Regions from separate parts of the Homo sapiens genome. Here all the other regions are linked to region 1. A link is a contact called in ENCODE Hi-C or POLR2A ChIA-PET data. All regions are on one chromosome and are shown on one strand. Each heading gives the region's core, a stretch centred on a gene start or an enhancer-like site at or near the end of the contact. The rest is flanking DNA. Distances are from core to core; before and after follow the strand shown. Region 1 holds the start of CAST (calpastatin). Region 2 holds the start of RHOBTB3 (Rho related BTB domain containing 3). Region 3 overlaps ELL2 (elongation factor for RNA polymerase II 2). Region 4 has its middle 14 kb from the start of GLRX. Region 5 overlaps LOC124901029 (a long non-coding RNA gene).

The links. Hi-C counts contacts between places; a loop is a spot of excess contacts on that map. ChIA-PET counts read pairs that join two places held with the same protein, here RNA polymerase II (POLR2A). Pooled maps may share reads with other maps.
Region 2: a pooled map shows a loop between it and region 1 (12-fold over the local background). The contact joins the promoter of RHOBTB3 here to the promoter of CAST in region 1. A Hi-C loop is called at or near these places in 10 of 50 pooled maps. POLR2A ChIA-PET finds 5 or more read pairs at or near these places in 2 of 52 experiments (A549 and B cell).
Region 3: a map with no recorded cell type shows a loop between it and region 1 (6-fold over the local background). The contact joins the enhancer-like site here to the promoter of CAST in region 1. A Hi-C loop is called at or near these places in 1 of 168 maps with a recorded cell type or tissue (lower leg skin), 14 of 37 single-sample maps with no recorded cell type and 5 of 50 pooled maps.
Region 4: a map of B cell shows a loop between it and region 1 (7-fold over the local background). The contact joins the enhancer-like site here to the promoter of CAST in region 1. A Hi-C loop is called at or near these places in 3 of 168 maps with a recorded cell type or tissue (B cell, CD8-positive, alpha-beta T cell and naive thymus-derived CD4-positive, alpha-beta T cell), 1 of 37 single-sample maps with no recorded cell type and 7 of 50 pooled maps. POLR2A ChIA-PET finds 5 or more read pairs at or near these places in 2 of 52 experiments (CD4-positive, alpha-beta T cell and activated naive CD8-positive, alpha-beta T cell).
Region 5: a loop to region 1 is called in a pooled map, with 4 times the contacts of the local background. The contact joins the enhancer-like site here to the promoter of CAST in region 1. A Hi-C loop is called at or near these places in 6 of 168 maps with a recorded cell type or tissue (CD8-positive, alpha-beta T cell, ascending aorta, gastrocnemius medialis and 3 more), 2 of 37 single-sample maps with no recorded cell type and 19 of 50 pooled maps. POLR2A ChIA-PET finds 5 or more read pairs at or near these places in 6 of 52 experiments (A549, CD4-positive, alpha-beta memory T cell, MCF 10A and 3 more).

The regions. Positions count from the first base shown.
Region 1 is chr5:96,661,126-96,663,825 of GRCh38, reverse strand. CAST (calpastatin) reads right to left here and starts at 1,450. Exons shown (of 32, transcript NM_001750.7): 1 at 1,329-1,450. The coding sequence starts at 1,403. RefSeq lists silencers at 674-953, 1,144-1,733 and an enhancer at 1,296-1,797.
Region 2 is chr5:95,729,977-95,732,676 of GRCh38, reverse strand. RHOBTB3 (Rho related BTB domain containing 3) reads right to left here and starts at 1,341. Exons shown (of 12, transcript NM_014899.4): 1 at 993-1,341; 2 at 593-818. The coding sequence starts at 994. It also overlaps a transcript of SPATA9 not described here. RefSeq lists silencers at 979-1,358, 1,419-1,548 and an enhancer at 1,709-1,918.
Region 3 is chr5:95,923,502-95,926,201 of GRCh38, reverse strand. The region is part of intron 2 of ELL2 (elongation factor for RNA polymerase II 2); the gene reads left to right. Among named protein-coding and RNA genes, the nearest start is that of ELL2, 37 kb to the left of the region's middle. RefSeq lists enhancers at 1,183-1,477, 1,959-2,098. Within about 2 kb of position 1,306, at least 6 of the 41 ENCODE cell types and tissues checked have a DNase peak (open chromatin) inside an H3K27ac peak, as active enhancers do.
Region 4 is chr5:95,807,475-95,810,174 of GRCh38, reverse strand. No RefSeq gene overlaps it. Among named protein-coding and RNA genes, the nearest start is that of GLRX, 14 kb to the left of the region's middle. RefSeq lists enhancers at 899-978, 1,399-1,488, 1,739-1,788. Within about 2 kb of position 1,299, at least 28 of the 41 ENCODE cell types and tissues checked have a DNase peak (open chromatin) inside an H3K27ac peak, as active enhancers do; they include B cell, CD4-positive, alpha-beta T cell and CD8-positive, alpha-beta T cell, where a contact is called at or near this core.
Region 5 is chr5:95,842,001-95,844,700 of GRCh38, reverse strand. All of the region lies in intron 1 of LOC124901029 (a long non-coding RNA gene), which reads left to right. The region is part of intron 2 of LOC102724720 (a long non-coding RNA gene); the gene reads right to left. Among named protein-coding and RNA genes, the nearest start is that of LINC01554, 8.9 kb to the left of the region's middle. RefSeq lists enhancers at 1,481-1,590, 1,601-1,720. Within about 2 kb of position 1,445, at least 24 of the 41 ENCODE cell types and tissues checked have a DNase peak (open chromatin) inside an H3K27ac peak, as active enhancers do; they include CD8-positive, alpha-beta T cell, ascending aorta, gastrocnemius medialis and 2 more, where a contact is called at or near this core.

The DNA.
Region 1 (2,700 bases), core at 201-2,700:
GAATGTTCTTGTCCCTCATCCAAAGTAATAAAGTGCAGAGAAGCTCGCTTTTGTGCGCGCTGTCTCTCTCTCCCTCCCTCTCTCACTTTCTCGCTTTCTTTCCTCCACCCCTCCACCGCTCTCTCCAAGGGTCTTGGTCTCAGATCTCAGTTGCTTCTGCCCCTTGATGTTTGGGATTTTCTCCTTGCCTCACATTGCAGCTGCCTCTCCTTTGCGTCGGCGAATGTACGTCCAACAATCGCCCTCTAAAAGTTTTGAACTTTACTTAGGGGTTAAAAAAGAACTCTAGATCAAAGCTCTTGCGAGCTGCGTCCTAGTGCATTCAGGAATCCACCTCCTAGACAGAATTCCTCCAGCAACAATTCCAGTTCCATCCCACTTGTGAGCGCCAGCAGAGCATAGTGCTTGACATCGGGGCGAGAGAGGTGCATGCGCCGCGCACGCTCGGGCGCGCTCATACATACCACAAGAGGGTGAGTCCCCTGCCTCTCCCCGAGCCTAACCTGAAGGTCTGCGAGGAGGTCGCACCCGGTCCGCACCCCTTCCCCGCCAAACCCCGGACAACGCTTCATCCGCACGCCCAGAAGGGCAAAGCAAACACACTCCCTTCCAACACACTCCCTTCCGGGTCCTGCCCAGGCACAACCGCTCCTATTTACCGTCTTGTACCACCAGCTGGCGAATGCCATGGCAACAACCGGCTGGCTCCGATCCGCACGGCGGGGGAGCCGGCGAGGGCGCGGGGTGTTGCGTTGGAGGCGCCGGGCTCACACTCCGCTTGGCCGGGACCGGGCTGGCACTGAGCTCCGCACATCCCAAGGCGGCTGCCAGGTGGGCAGAACCCTGGGGGTGGGGCCCGGCGCAGGCCCCGCCCCTCCTCGCCCGCCCAATTTGGCTCGAGGCTGGTTAGGGAAGAGGCTCTGCGTCTCCAGGCAGCCACGCCCTGCGGCCCGGCCTTAGCGCGGAAGACTACATCCCGCTGTCCAGTGAAACCACCCCACTCACTCGGGGGTCCTGAGTGAACCTCATTCCCCGTTCATCCTCATCCTCATTCACCCACGTCTTACCAGCCAACTTTTCTTGACGCGTCCCCCCCTCCACTCTACCCGGCCAACGCCACGCCCAGCGCACTGGACCCGGCCGGGGAACCGAAGCCACCTGCAGCCACCTGCCTGGCAGCGGCCAAGCCCCTAGCCCTCTCCCTGCCCCGCGGGGGCGCCGGGGACTGCAGACCCGCCAGCCTGGCAACGCCCAGGGAGGGCGGCCACAGCTCCGGGACCCGGTACCCCATCGCCCAGCCCCGCGACGCCGACAGGAGCGCCACTCACCTCATGGGTGCGGCGGGCGGCGGCTGCTCGCCGGGGCCGCGGGGAGGCGGCGGGCTTCTGGCCGGGCTGGGACATGGCGAGGCCGCTGCGGCCGCTGCCTCCCGGAATGCGCCGCGGAGAGTGGCGGGGAGGCCTGGCGGGGAGTCCTGCCAGGGAGAGAGGGAGGGAGGGAGGGAGCGGAGGGCCCGGGAGCGGGCGATGAAACAGCTTTTCCGACCCCACCCCAGGTCTGCGCCGGGGTTCCCCTAGCCCCGATGGGCCCTCCCCTTCCTGCCCGCGGAGGGACCCGGGCTCCTGCCCTGTAACTTAACACCCTCCGCCCCGGTCCTCACCCGGTGACCCGCCCCGGCCCCAGCACTGCTCTGGTCCCGGTTGGTCAGAAAGAAGGGGTTGGAGGTTGCAGCGTTCCTCCTTCGATGCCCAGATCTAGCTTGCAGTTGTGCAACGAGAGAGCGGGACCCGGGCGTGGCCAGTCTACGCTTCGACCCTCCTCCCAACAATCCGGAGAAGTAGATACTCTTTCTACATTCTGCTCCGCTTTAGCTGCGAGAGTTTACCAACTCAAATCTGGCCCAAGCCTGGACAGTCTAGATAAGGAAGCGGATCACAAAAACAAATTGGTCTGTGTGTGTGTGCGTGCGTGCACGCGCCTGTGTATGTTTTATATGATTTTACTTTGTTTTTTGGCAGTTTCGAATTTTAATAAACTTTTATGGGGAGGAGAACATAGGTTCCAATGCAAAACGGAGAACAGTCCCAAATTTAAACCCTTATAGTCTTTCTAGAGTCTGGCGAGTTTTGTTTCTGAAGCTAGATTGCTTTCTTCTTGGGCTCATCTTAAACAGCGCTTCCTGGTTTGGGGCTGGAAGTGAAATTTAACAAGCCCTACGTGCTTATGTGAGAAACTGTCAGCCTGCAGTTGCTGCTGGTTCACAATCAGGCCTGACAGAAAACCTGTTTGTTACCCTGCAGTAGCATCATCATTCTGGGACTTGGGGTCACCGCTTTCTGCAGCGTTGGGGTTTAGACAGTTGAAGAGAGAGAAGGCAGAGCCTTTTTTTTTTTTTTTTTTTTTTTTCTGGAGAGGCAGTTTCGCTCTGTCTGGAGTGCAGTGGCGCGATCTCTGCTCGCTGCAATCTCCGCCTCCCAGGTTCAAGCGATTCTCCTGCCTCAGTCTCCTAAGTACTTGGGACTACAGGCGCGTTGTCACACCCAGCTTTTTTTTTTTTTTTTTTTTTTTAATGGTAGAGACGGGGTTTCACCACGTTGGTCAGACTGGTCTCGAACAACACCTGACCTCAAGTGATCTGCCCAGTGCTGCCTCCCAAAGTGCTAGGATTACAGGCGTGAGCCACTACAGCCGGCCAGAAGG
Region 2 (2,700 bases), core at 92-2,591, 930 kb after region 1:
GAGTCACTAAGACAAATGGCTAACACATAAAGAGTATTTGCATTATTAAAATTAAGTTTTCAGAGATCAATTAATAGTGCTATAAATGAGTCATTTAAAATTAACTCCCAGTCCCTGTCTTTTCCTCCGCTTTCCAGAGGAACTATTTCTGAACTGTCCCAGTGAAAAGTATTTTTGCCTGTGTTGAGCTTTGAGAGGGATGTATTTTTAGAACACCAATATTACACTATCACCCATAGGGTAGACATAAAAAAACACTGCTTTTTGCTGATGAAACTTAGTGACCCCGTCCCTTGGAGTTGGCACATTCAACTGTCTGCTGCCTACCAAGGGTCAACCCACAGTCGTGAAGTGTACCAGTAAGTGCTCCACATTCCCACTGGGGCCTTCTATCTTCCTAAGAGTGTTCTCTGACAGGGCTGTTCCCTGCCCAGTGAAACAAAGGACCAAAGATTTTCTCAAAAATGTTTAAAAATTTGACCCATGTAACGCGGACACTCCACACTCACGGAAGTGGGCAGAAGGGGGAGGGGGAAAAAAAAGGAAAGAAAAGCTTCTTCAGCCTCAGCGCGGAGCAGCTGCTCTTCCTTACCCAGACGGGACAGTCGTGGACCACCAGCTTGACATTCCCAAACGCACTGGCCTGATACTCGGTGAACACCGGACGCGCGACCGTGCTGGCCGCGTTCAGCAACAAGCTGCTCTCGTCCCCGGAGACCAGAGGGCTTCTCCCCAGGTAAGTGCGGATAAGCCCCGACGGCCGGTTGTCCTGGTGGAATGTGTCCCCCTCGTTCCCCAGCGCCACGATGTGGATGGACCTGCACGGACAGAGGGGGCGAGGGGAGAAGGGAAGCACGGTCAGCGCGCGGGTCTCTCCTCGGAACAGGAAGTGCGGGGGACAGCGCGCGGCGAGGATGGGCACCAGCCCCTGTCCCTGGGGCGCACGGCACGCGCTGGAGAGAGACAATGGCAGGACGGCGGCGCGTACGTACATGATCTCAAATCCAAGGGCAGGGCGGCGACTCGGAGAAAAGCAGCGGCTCACGGCTTCGCGGGGCCCCCGGGCGGCGAGTTCACCCGCAATCCGCTCATCCCCGGCCGCGTCCCCCTCGCGCGCCTCCACCGCGGCGGGGCCGACGCAGAGCGGGGCCGGGGCCGCGCCAGCCAGCGAGCGAGCCGGGGACCAGGGCGGGCTAGCGGGCGGGGGATAAGCTGCCGCTACTCAGGGAGTGCCCGGGAACATCGCCGGGCGCGGGACCGCCGCACAGCCCCAAGTGGACGCAGCTGACCGCAGTCCCCTCTCCGCCGCGCCTCCTCGGCTGGCAGCTGTCGCCTCCTGCTGCCGCTGCCGCTGCTCCTCCTCCTCTAAGCAGAGAAGGGGGGTCGGGGAGATCGGGGCCTCCGCCCCCTCAGCGGACCGGGCGCAGCACGTGCCAGCCCCGGGGGTCGGGCGGATGCGGGGGACGCGCTCCCCGCGGAGGCCCCGGGAGCTCCGGTGGCGGCGGCTGGACACAAAGGAGCCGCCCGCGCGGGGCGCCGCGGAATATAAATTAATAAATACAACGCCCCAGCCCGAGAGCTCCCAGCCGCCAATCCGCCTGCAGCAAGTTTGTTCAACTCGCAAGGCCGTAACCAGAGCCAGGAAAGGGGGGTGGGGCGATGGGGCCCCCGCTCACTCCGGACTGGAAAAAGGAGGTTAGGGAAGCTAGGGATTCCAGCCCGAGTGCCGCCCCAGCAACCCGATTTCCCCCCCTCTTGGCCTTGACCGAAAGTGCTTTACCACGTCTGCCGCTTTCTCATTTGTCAACATGCGCTACAGCTGTTTTCTAAAATCATACTTGTGAGAAAAAATAAAGGCAACATTCATGCTGCTGCAGAAAGAGTTCTTTGTTCACACACCAATTAATTTGCTAATGTCGCCTTGGGGGGATTATTTACTATTTCAAGCTATATTTAGCGTATTTTACCGAAAACTTCAGGATTTTAAATGCTGGGATTTTTAGTGTGATCGTTTTTAAAGGAAGTTATGTATGGGGGTTTAACGTGTTGGTAAGTTAAATGCCAGTTTACTTGGAGATTTTTCTGTACACGTTATGGCCACATATTTAATAATAGCTCCGCAGACCAACTGAAAACATAATCACGTAAATGCAAAGATACTTTAGATTCTTTCATAATAATGCACTGAAGTAAAGGCTATGAATATCCCTAACGTGCTTCAAACTACCTCGATACAAACGAACACTGGGATCCACTTACTAACACCAAAATGGGCCAGGGATTACTCTGGGGTTAGACTCCTCCATACAGTATTAAAATTCTAACCAGTACCTTACTCTGTGTTGAAAAGAGTTCTTGCTTATCCTTTTATCTGTTTATTTTTCCCTTCTGTAAAATTGGACTGTTTCTTTTCTCAGCTGAGCTATTTTGAGGGTATGAAAGAGGGGGTATTGAGTAGGGCAGTAAAAAAACTAGGGCAACAGCTTTTTATTATGGGCCCTTATTGCTCGGTTGAAAGTAGTTTAATAGTTTCTCGTGCTCAGAGAGGATATAATGGGAGATATTCTTTATGTGGTCACTGTTTTTTTTTTTAATCTAATTTCCCTTTGCATTTTCTACGATTTCTCTTTGAGTCTCTAGAACCTAAACCATCCTTAAAAATTCCAGCATGCAAGATCACTTTTTCTCTTGGGTTAATAG
Region 3 (2,700 bases), core at 57-2,556, 740 kb after region 1:
TGATGTGAGAGGCTTTTTTTTTTTTCTCCCCTCAACCCATAATGTTTGGGCCTAAAGTCATAACTGCAGGTCTAGTTTAAAAAATAGCACATGTGGCTTTCAGGTTGAGGTTTCTATTTTCTGTTCTGATTCTAGACTATTCTGTCCCTAAACTGTGGAGCCTGAATAGTACATGCAAATATATTTCTCTAGCTTAAAGTATATTTTCTAGATTTTAAGGAAGTCACAGAATCAAGAGTCTAGAAATAATTTGAGAACAACAGAGAATTCTAATGTTTAAATGTTTGCAGTAAGTTTGTATCTAAGCTAATATATAGTCTATATATAGTCAAATAATAGATTTTAGATAAAATTAAGAGATGGACTGGCTTCCTGGGATGCCGGAGGGGAGGTGGGTTCTGAGGCCATACAAATTGGGAAACTATTCAGTATGAAAAGACCCACAGCAAAGAAAGTTATTTTGTTTAACTTGGCATTTCCTAAATTTATTTGAGGAAAGAACCCCTCTTTCACATAAGGAAACTTTTCAGCATGCTTCAGAAATGCTGGTGGAAAGAAAGCAAACACTTCAGTTCTAGGCCTGGCTCAGGCATTAATCCACCTTTTCATTTAACAAATATGCATTGAGTGACTACTTTGTGCCACGCACCACTTGAGGTGCTGACAATATATTCAGGGAACACAACAGACAAAAGCCTCTGTCCTTGCAGAGCTTATATTCTAGTGAAGGGAGAAAGACTATAAACATAATATGTTAGTATTACAAGGTAATGAGTGTTTCAGACAGCCATGGAGCAGGCTCGGATTTGTAGTACAGGGGTTGTCAATCTAAGTATGACTCTAACTTGAACAAATCACTAAGCCTCATTGTCCCTAATCTATAAAAAAGAAATTATAGATGATCTTGGCCCGCTCAGCTATATGAGTCCACTTTAACACCAGGAATTGTCATGTCAAACCATGGTACTGCTGGTTCACTGAGCATTTACAATCACCTTATCAGAAAAGGTGTCTGTCAAACAAGAATTCTGTAAGTTTGAATGATTTGTAATCCCACAGAAGAACAAAACACTTAAATAAATGAAGAAAACCCTTGCTGGTTCTATTTTTAATCTAATGTATACCTCAATCCAATATTGAGTAGAAAGTATTTGACTCAAGGACAGGAAACCTGCAGTAAAGGTACCAACAGCTTTTCAGCAGATGTTAGCATTCACATATGAGAAAGTTGCAGCAGTGTGCACATTGTGCTTCTGCCCTAGATCCTTATGTAAATAGGACGTCCGTGACTTGATGTTGAAATGACCTTTCAGGCAGTATTCTGTTGCCACATGCCTGAGCTTGTATCCCAGAGTAATTAGACGTTTTGACTTACACATCTTGGTATACAGTGTTTATGCTAATTATAAATGTCTGAAAGTTTCCTGAAACTTTTTCTTTGTAGCTTTTTATCAAAGACAGACAGGAGGTTGGGAGGAGGGTTGTGGATTGTGGTCCTAAGCCTTTGATTTTCAGTCTCTCATTTTTGGAATGAAAATTAAAATCTGCTTTTCCAGTTGCCGAGACATGGTGGTATATTTTTATATTCTTCATCTTGAACAAGAAACTGTTTGGAATCACAGCATTTTAATACTTTTTAAATAATATTTTATTCTTAAGGCATTTAGCTAAAAATTCAAGATTGTGAGTCCCTAAATAAAAATTATTCCCAACTGACCTGTAGGAAAAGCTTAAAATACTAAAATTAAAATGGAGAAGTTTCTATCTCACAAAGGAATGGTCTTCCAATATTGTTTCAAAATCAGACCTCAAAACTTATTTCCTGTGGTGGTTACCTCAGTCCTCAAAGCTGACCCTAGGTCTACCAGTAGCAGTCAGTACATTTTCACTTCCTCCTCCTCGTATTTCATGAACCTGAAGGCTAGTTTTTAAGAAAATGCTTTATAACCATTTTGGAAAAAAGAACTGTGTAGATACACAATGGAATAGGCTCCTGCATATCAGAGGGGACTGACGCATATCCACAGGTTCCTCTGAAACTCTGCCTGAATGGCTCTAGATTAGACAAGGTCTCAGACCCACCCTAGCTCTGGCCTTCAACAGTCCCACAGGTTCTGGTCTGCTCTGAAGTTGCCATAGTTTAGTTCTAAAGCTTCCCTCTCACCAACCTGCCCTAATTGTCATATATTACCTGCTCTTTCCAATAAGTCTCCTGCTTTCCTGTCCATTGGCCAAATTGTTACACAGCCTTACCAGCCATAAACATAAGTGCTACCTTATATACCCATTTCATTCTTAAGAGTATACTTGGATATTGATACAATTAACTTTGTGTCTAATTAATACATCTTCAAGAAATTAGATGCACTAAGTCTACAAACCCTTTTGAAATTTTAAGGATGTAAAATTTGCCTGAAAACATCTTGCTCTTGAAAAGCTTCAGATTAGCTCAGACCATACCATCTGCATTGATGCTGCTCTGAAACTACCAAGAAAAGGCAATGTAGAACTCTGATTGGCCTGGGCTTAGCTCAGACCATACCATCTGCATTGATGCTGCTCTGAAACTACCAAGAAAAGGCAATGTAGAACTCTGATTGGCCTGGGCTCCATGTCCCTTTGTTCCCTAACCTCTAAGCTCCACTTCAGCTCCATAGCTGCAAAGAAACTCATGACGTGCATCAAGAGTCACCCTTTGGT
Region 4 (2,700 bases), core at 50-2,549, 850 kb after region 1:
TCTTGTTGCCCAGGCTGATCAACACTCCTGAGCTCAAGTGATCCACCTGCTTTGGCCTCCCAAAGTGCTGAGATTAGAGGCGTGAGCCACCACACCCAGTCTATCTTTTAATATATGGTATGATTTATTTAGTTTACTGTCTCTTCACTATTAGAATATAAGTGCCTTGAGGTCAGGGATTGGTGTCTATTTACCGCTGTATCTGCAGCATCAAGACTGCTTGGCAGATAGTAGGCTCTTTCTTGAGTGAACAAATTAAAGAATAAATGAACAGGTACAGATCTGGTTGCCTCACTGGGAGATCCCCCAATTATTGGTTCCTGGACACCTTTTCTTTTGAGCCATTCAGTCTCTCCAGCTTCACAGCTGGGGGTTGGGCCTCATCCTCAGGGTTCTGGCTGCCAAGCAGGGAAAAGGGACTTGGCAGCTTCCTGGCCAGTGTGTAGACTCTCATGTAACCTCCTGTTTTCTGCCCTGCTCCTTGCTGAGTAATTCCGTGTGATCTGCAAGGATAGAAAGAATGATCTTTCAAAGAACATGGAGAGAGATTGGCAATAGGGGCTGGCAGAAAAAAACAGCAAAAATTAACCACCAAAAAATTCACAGCCAAAGCTCTACTCTTTCTGTTTACTGAAGAAAGCAAGTGATCCAATCTCCTGCGAATGTTGTTGATTTTAATAACCACCTTCTCTGCTTCCTCCAACCTGGCCCTTTGGGCTAGACTCCAGACAGCCATTTCTTCCAATTCAAGGCTGTCCAAAGATGCCCCTTAAGGAGAAAGAACTGGTAAATTCTTAAACTGATGGTAAATTCCTAAACTGGTGGTAAATGGATCTATGTGGCCCAGACCACACTATTTATATCCCCAGTGAGTATTATTAGGTCGTTATCTTGACATTTGGTTGCCAGAGAAAGCCATGCTCCCTAATTTACTACACCATAATAATTGTTCACAGGTCGTGGGAAATATTGTAAAGAACTGGGATCCTGAGATATTTTACTTAGAGTTCCTTTCTTATATTAATAGGGGTCTTCTTACCAAATACACCGAATGTTTGAAGGGGAAGAATTTAATCCTGCTCATTAGGGGAAGAGAATTCTGGCCTGGTCCCTTTAAGCACAAGGGATATTTAAAAATGGGTCTATATTTATGCACAAGTTTATACTTCCTGTCTCCAGGCGACTTTTCTGGTGAGCTGTGCAGAGCTGAAGGTAGGAGAGAGAGGGGAACTAGGAGAGCCAATGACGGCACAGAACATCGTGCAAGCTGGGGCTCTGGGGTTTTTTACGGACTCTTCCAGCGCACTCAACTCCTCCCTCCTAGTTGGCGGGGCTCAAGCCTCTGGGGACCTGCAGCTGAGCTTTCTCAGAAGCAAGAAGAGATGCCTCCTTCCTATTCTCTTGTGTGCCTTGTGAAACTTAAAACATTTCATATGTAAAATTACAAGCTGTTTATGGGGTGGAGATTTTGCGCTTCCTCCCATTATTAAGTCATCCTTGAGAACTGAGTGTGGATGATCTTTAACACAGTCTGCCCAGGGTTCTAGCCAGATGTGTTAAATGGGGACCAAAGGACCCACTCTGGGAATGGAGGACCAGCAACTCCTGGGAAGACAGAATTAAAGAGCACGGCTGGAACCTGTGGCCACGGGGGCTGTCCCCCGACATCTAGAATGCGACCCTTGTGTAGAGCTGACTCTGGGTGCCTTCATCCAGCCCCCTGCATAGAAGATCTCCTTTAGCCTCATCAAATCAGTCACTGTGTGATTAAAAAGTTCAGGGGGTGGCAGGGACAGCTGCCCCCAGAAAGGGAACAGTGTGGGCATCTCCAGACAGGTAAACCACAGGAAAACCAAGGAGCCCTAGTTCTCCTCTCCATCCAGGAAGCCTTTAGCTGGCAGCACAAGGGAGGGGCGGCCACACCTTAGGTTATTTTTGAGTCCGTTTCCCCACCCCTGTGTGAAGGTGTGGCCCAGTGGCAGATAGACTGTCCTTAATCTAACCAGAGGAATCCTCCTCCTCCAAGTGAGAAAAGGAGCAAAGGATGCAAAGCGCCCCTTCAACACTCCTTGAGCTGGAAGGAGAAGAAAAATCTCTCCTCCTTTACAGGAATTTGGTAAGTGAGGGATAAGTGATCCCCACTAAGGAGCATGAGCTTTAGTACAAGGACTTTTTCTCCTCTGATTGAGCCGCTGTGTACTGTAGAACTCTGGTGAGGAGCGGTCCTCAGGCCTATTGAAAGGATCAGAGAATACACATATCCTGTTTTCCATTGTGTATGCATAAAGAGGTACGAGTCTACAAAGCTTCAACTGCATCTATTTTTTCCTTTTTTTTTTGAGATGGAGTCTTGCTCTGCCATCCAGGCTCGAGTGCAATGGCACCATCTCAGCTTACTGCAACCTCCGCCTCTCTGGTTCAAGCAATTCTCCTGCCTCAGCCTCCCAAGCAGCTGGGACTACCGGTGTGTGCCATGGCACCCAAGTAATTTTTTGTATTTTTAATAGAGACAGGGTTTCACCATATTGGTCAGGCTGGTCCCGAACTCCAGACCTCAAGTGATCTGCCTGTCTCAGCCTTCCCAAGTGTTGGAATTACAGGCATGAGCCACCATGCCTGGCCCTTTTCCAATATTTCGATAAAGGTGAACAGCTGATTTACCCAGTTAGAAGTTTTTCCTGGTTTATTTTCTGTGTGGCG
Region 5 (2,700 bases), core at 196-2,695, 820 kb after region 1:
CTGGTGAAGAGATAACAGAAGGTACCCTCTCAGTTTGCCATTGTATTTAGGTGAAAGATGCCCACCTCAAACCCACTCAAGCACAAAGAGAATTTACGAGCCCACGCAACGGGAAAATGCAGGGCTAGCTCACGCTCAGCTGGAGAAGGAGGAGCTCAAATGGTGTCAGGAGGAATCCATCTCTCCCTCTCGTTTCTGCTTTATCCTGTTGTCTTCATCCTCACTCAGGCTTTCTTGGAGAGAAGGCAAAACCCCAACAATTGCAGATATACAAACTCCAAGTCTCTGGCCCAGGGGCTCCAGGTATTGAGTTGCATCTCATTGGCTCAAATTGCCTCCCATACCGCTTCTTGGATATATTGCCTTGATCGCATGCCTAACCCTGGCACTAGGATTTGAGAATTTACCAGAGGTTACCTCCTGGTAGAACTGAGTCTTAAAAGAAGAACCTAAGCCAAGGGCTAAAAGTAGTGGAGGGGTGGCTCCCCAAGAAGAAAAGATAGATTCTGTTTCAGGAAGAAGGGATATTGAGCAGGTCAAACCACAGCGGTGTACTCCCTTCACCTGCTCAGCCCTGTGCCTCTCTGTGCTAATGGATAAGGCACACCTGATACCTTTGGAAGGCTCTAGAGTAGCTAAATCATAGATACTATTAGCCAAGCTAGCCTGCCCATTCAGTTGTGTTCATTGAACAAACATTTATTTATAGTAAGCTGCAAACTTAAACTGAGCCCATGCAGGGAGGTTTATTGGGTAAATCAACTTCCCAGAACTACTGCGTCAGGAATTGCCACAGGCTTCTTGTTGGCCAAGCCCCTGGGGCCACACTTCGAGTCTTGGCTGACTGTCAGCTACTATTTTTTTTTTTTTTTTTTTTTTTTTTTTTTGCCTTTCTGCAAGCCCCAGGTTCCAGGTTTTTTTTTTTTCTTTTTGCCTCTGGTTCCTAGGTGTTTTCTCTTCTCCTAACTTTGGCTAGGCACAGGACACATCTTTCCAGCTACTTCTGACACTCTCGAAAACAAGAAACAAGATTTTTTTCTTCATCAGGACTGGAGATTTACTGGGGACAGGGAAATCTTCGAGGATTCAGAAGACCTCCTGCTTCCTTAGGGTCATTATTCCTGATCATCACCCTTTTCCAGTTCTCAACCTTCATGGCATTTCTGCCTCCTCTTCTGTGGCTGAAGTGGGACTCACAAGCTCTCTCACTCCTGTGCACTGGCAGTGCCAGCTACCACTTACTAAGCACCTACTCTAGGCCAGGCCCTGTGGAAAACACATTATCAGTATATCATCTCAAATGCTCCTCCCCTCTCCTCTGCGGTGAGTCCTGTGACCCTCACCAAAGAGGAAACTGGAGGCCGGAGAGATTAAGTCACTTGCTTGCATTCTGTGGCCAGTGAGTGGCAGCCGAGGAACTGGGACTGGGTCTGCCTGGGACTGAAACCACGCTCTTCACCACCACACTGTAGTGCCTTCTGTGGGCCTCTACTTCAGGAAGCCCTTTTCCAACACGTGAGCCTGAAATCACAGAATGGTGAGAACAAACGAGGGTGCCTGGAACACTGCTCAGGAGCCCCCAAAGACTCAGGAAAGCCATTGGCACGCCTCATGACCACAAGGCTGAGTGATTTCAATCTCTATGTCTGACAACGCACCACCCCGCAACGGCATGCACGGAAGATTTATAATGGGTTTTCTTCATGTATCACCCCTGCTGGTATCAAACCAGAACCACCTCTATTTTATGTAGTGTTTCTCAACCATATTTTACTCATGTGCCCTTCTGATATGTGCAAAATTCTTACTATCACCATCCCAAATGCTGGGGTGGTCCCCAGGGATTTCTTTCCTCCCACTGTGATTTTTGCATTACTCCATCTCACCTACCAGTTCCTGTAGTTTGAATTACAAAATTCCCCTCCTTTATTTTCCACATATAAAATGTTTATGTAATATTAAATATCAGAATACATCTAGACATATTTAAAATATTAACGCCCCAGATCGCGTTGGCCCCAACCAATCAGAACTGCTGCTGGTCCTTGCCGCATGCTGCTGAACTGCAGCCTAGCATTAGCCCTGTGTATACTTCCAGGAGTCCTACAATACTTCCTGGGGGCACCTCTCCCACCACCACAACTGGGAATCCTGAGCTTGGATCTAGTGTTTCTGCTAATGTTGCTATAGAATTCAACTAGGTGAGGAAGAAACAAAAATGGAGATTGCATCATTCTCTTTCTCCTTTCTTTTATGGAAACCTTCCTCCCAACCAATTGCTTCATCATGTTGGGGTTGGCCTTGCTCTCAGTACAAGGGATGGAATAATCCAAGAGGAGTAACAACAGCCAGGTGTGTCACTGTGTGTCAGAATAATGCCCCATGTGCATTAAGTTGCTATCAAGGGGCATCACCCTTTCCTCATCTCAAACTCCGACTATGAGGATATCCAGCTGGTGTCTATATGGCAGCCACCCACTTGTTCCTCCTGAGGGAATTGCCTTTGGGTTTTCAGATCATGAGGAAATGAGGCAACTAGTTTCATAATTCCTGAATGTTGACCCAGTCCTGGAAGAAGTCAACGCCCAACTGGAACATTACTGCTCTTGCCTGTGTCAGAAGAGGAACAGGATGACATGGCAGGAATCTTAAAGTGCCTCCAACACCGCCTGTGAATCAGTACTCACAGGTCAGAGCCTT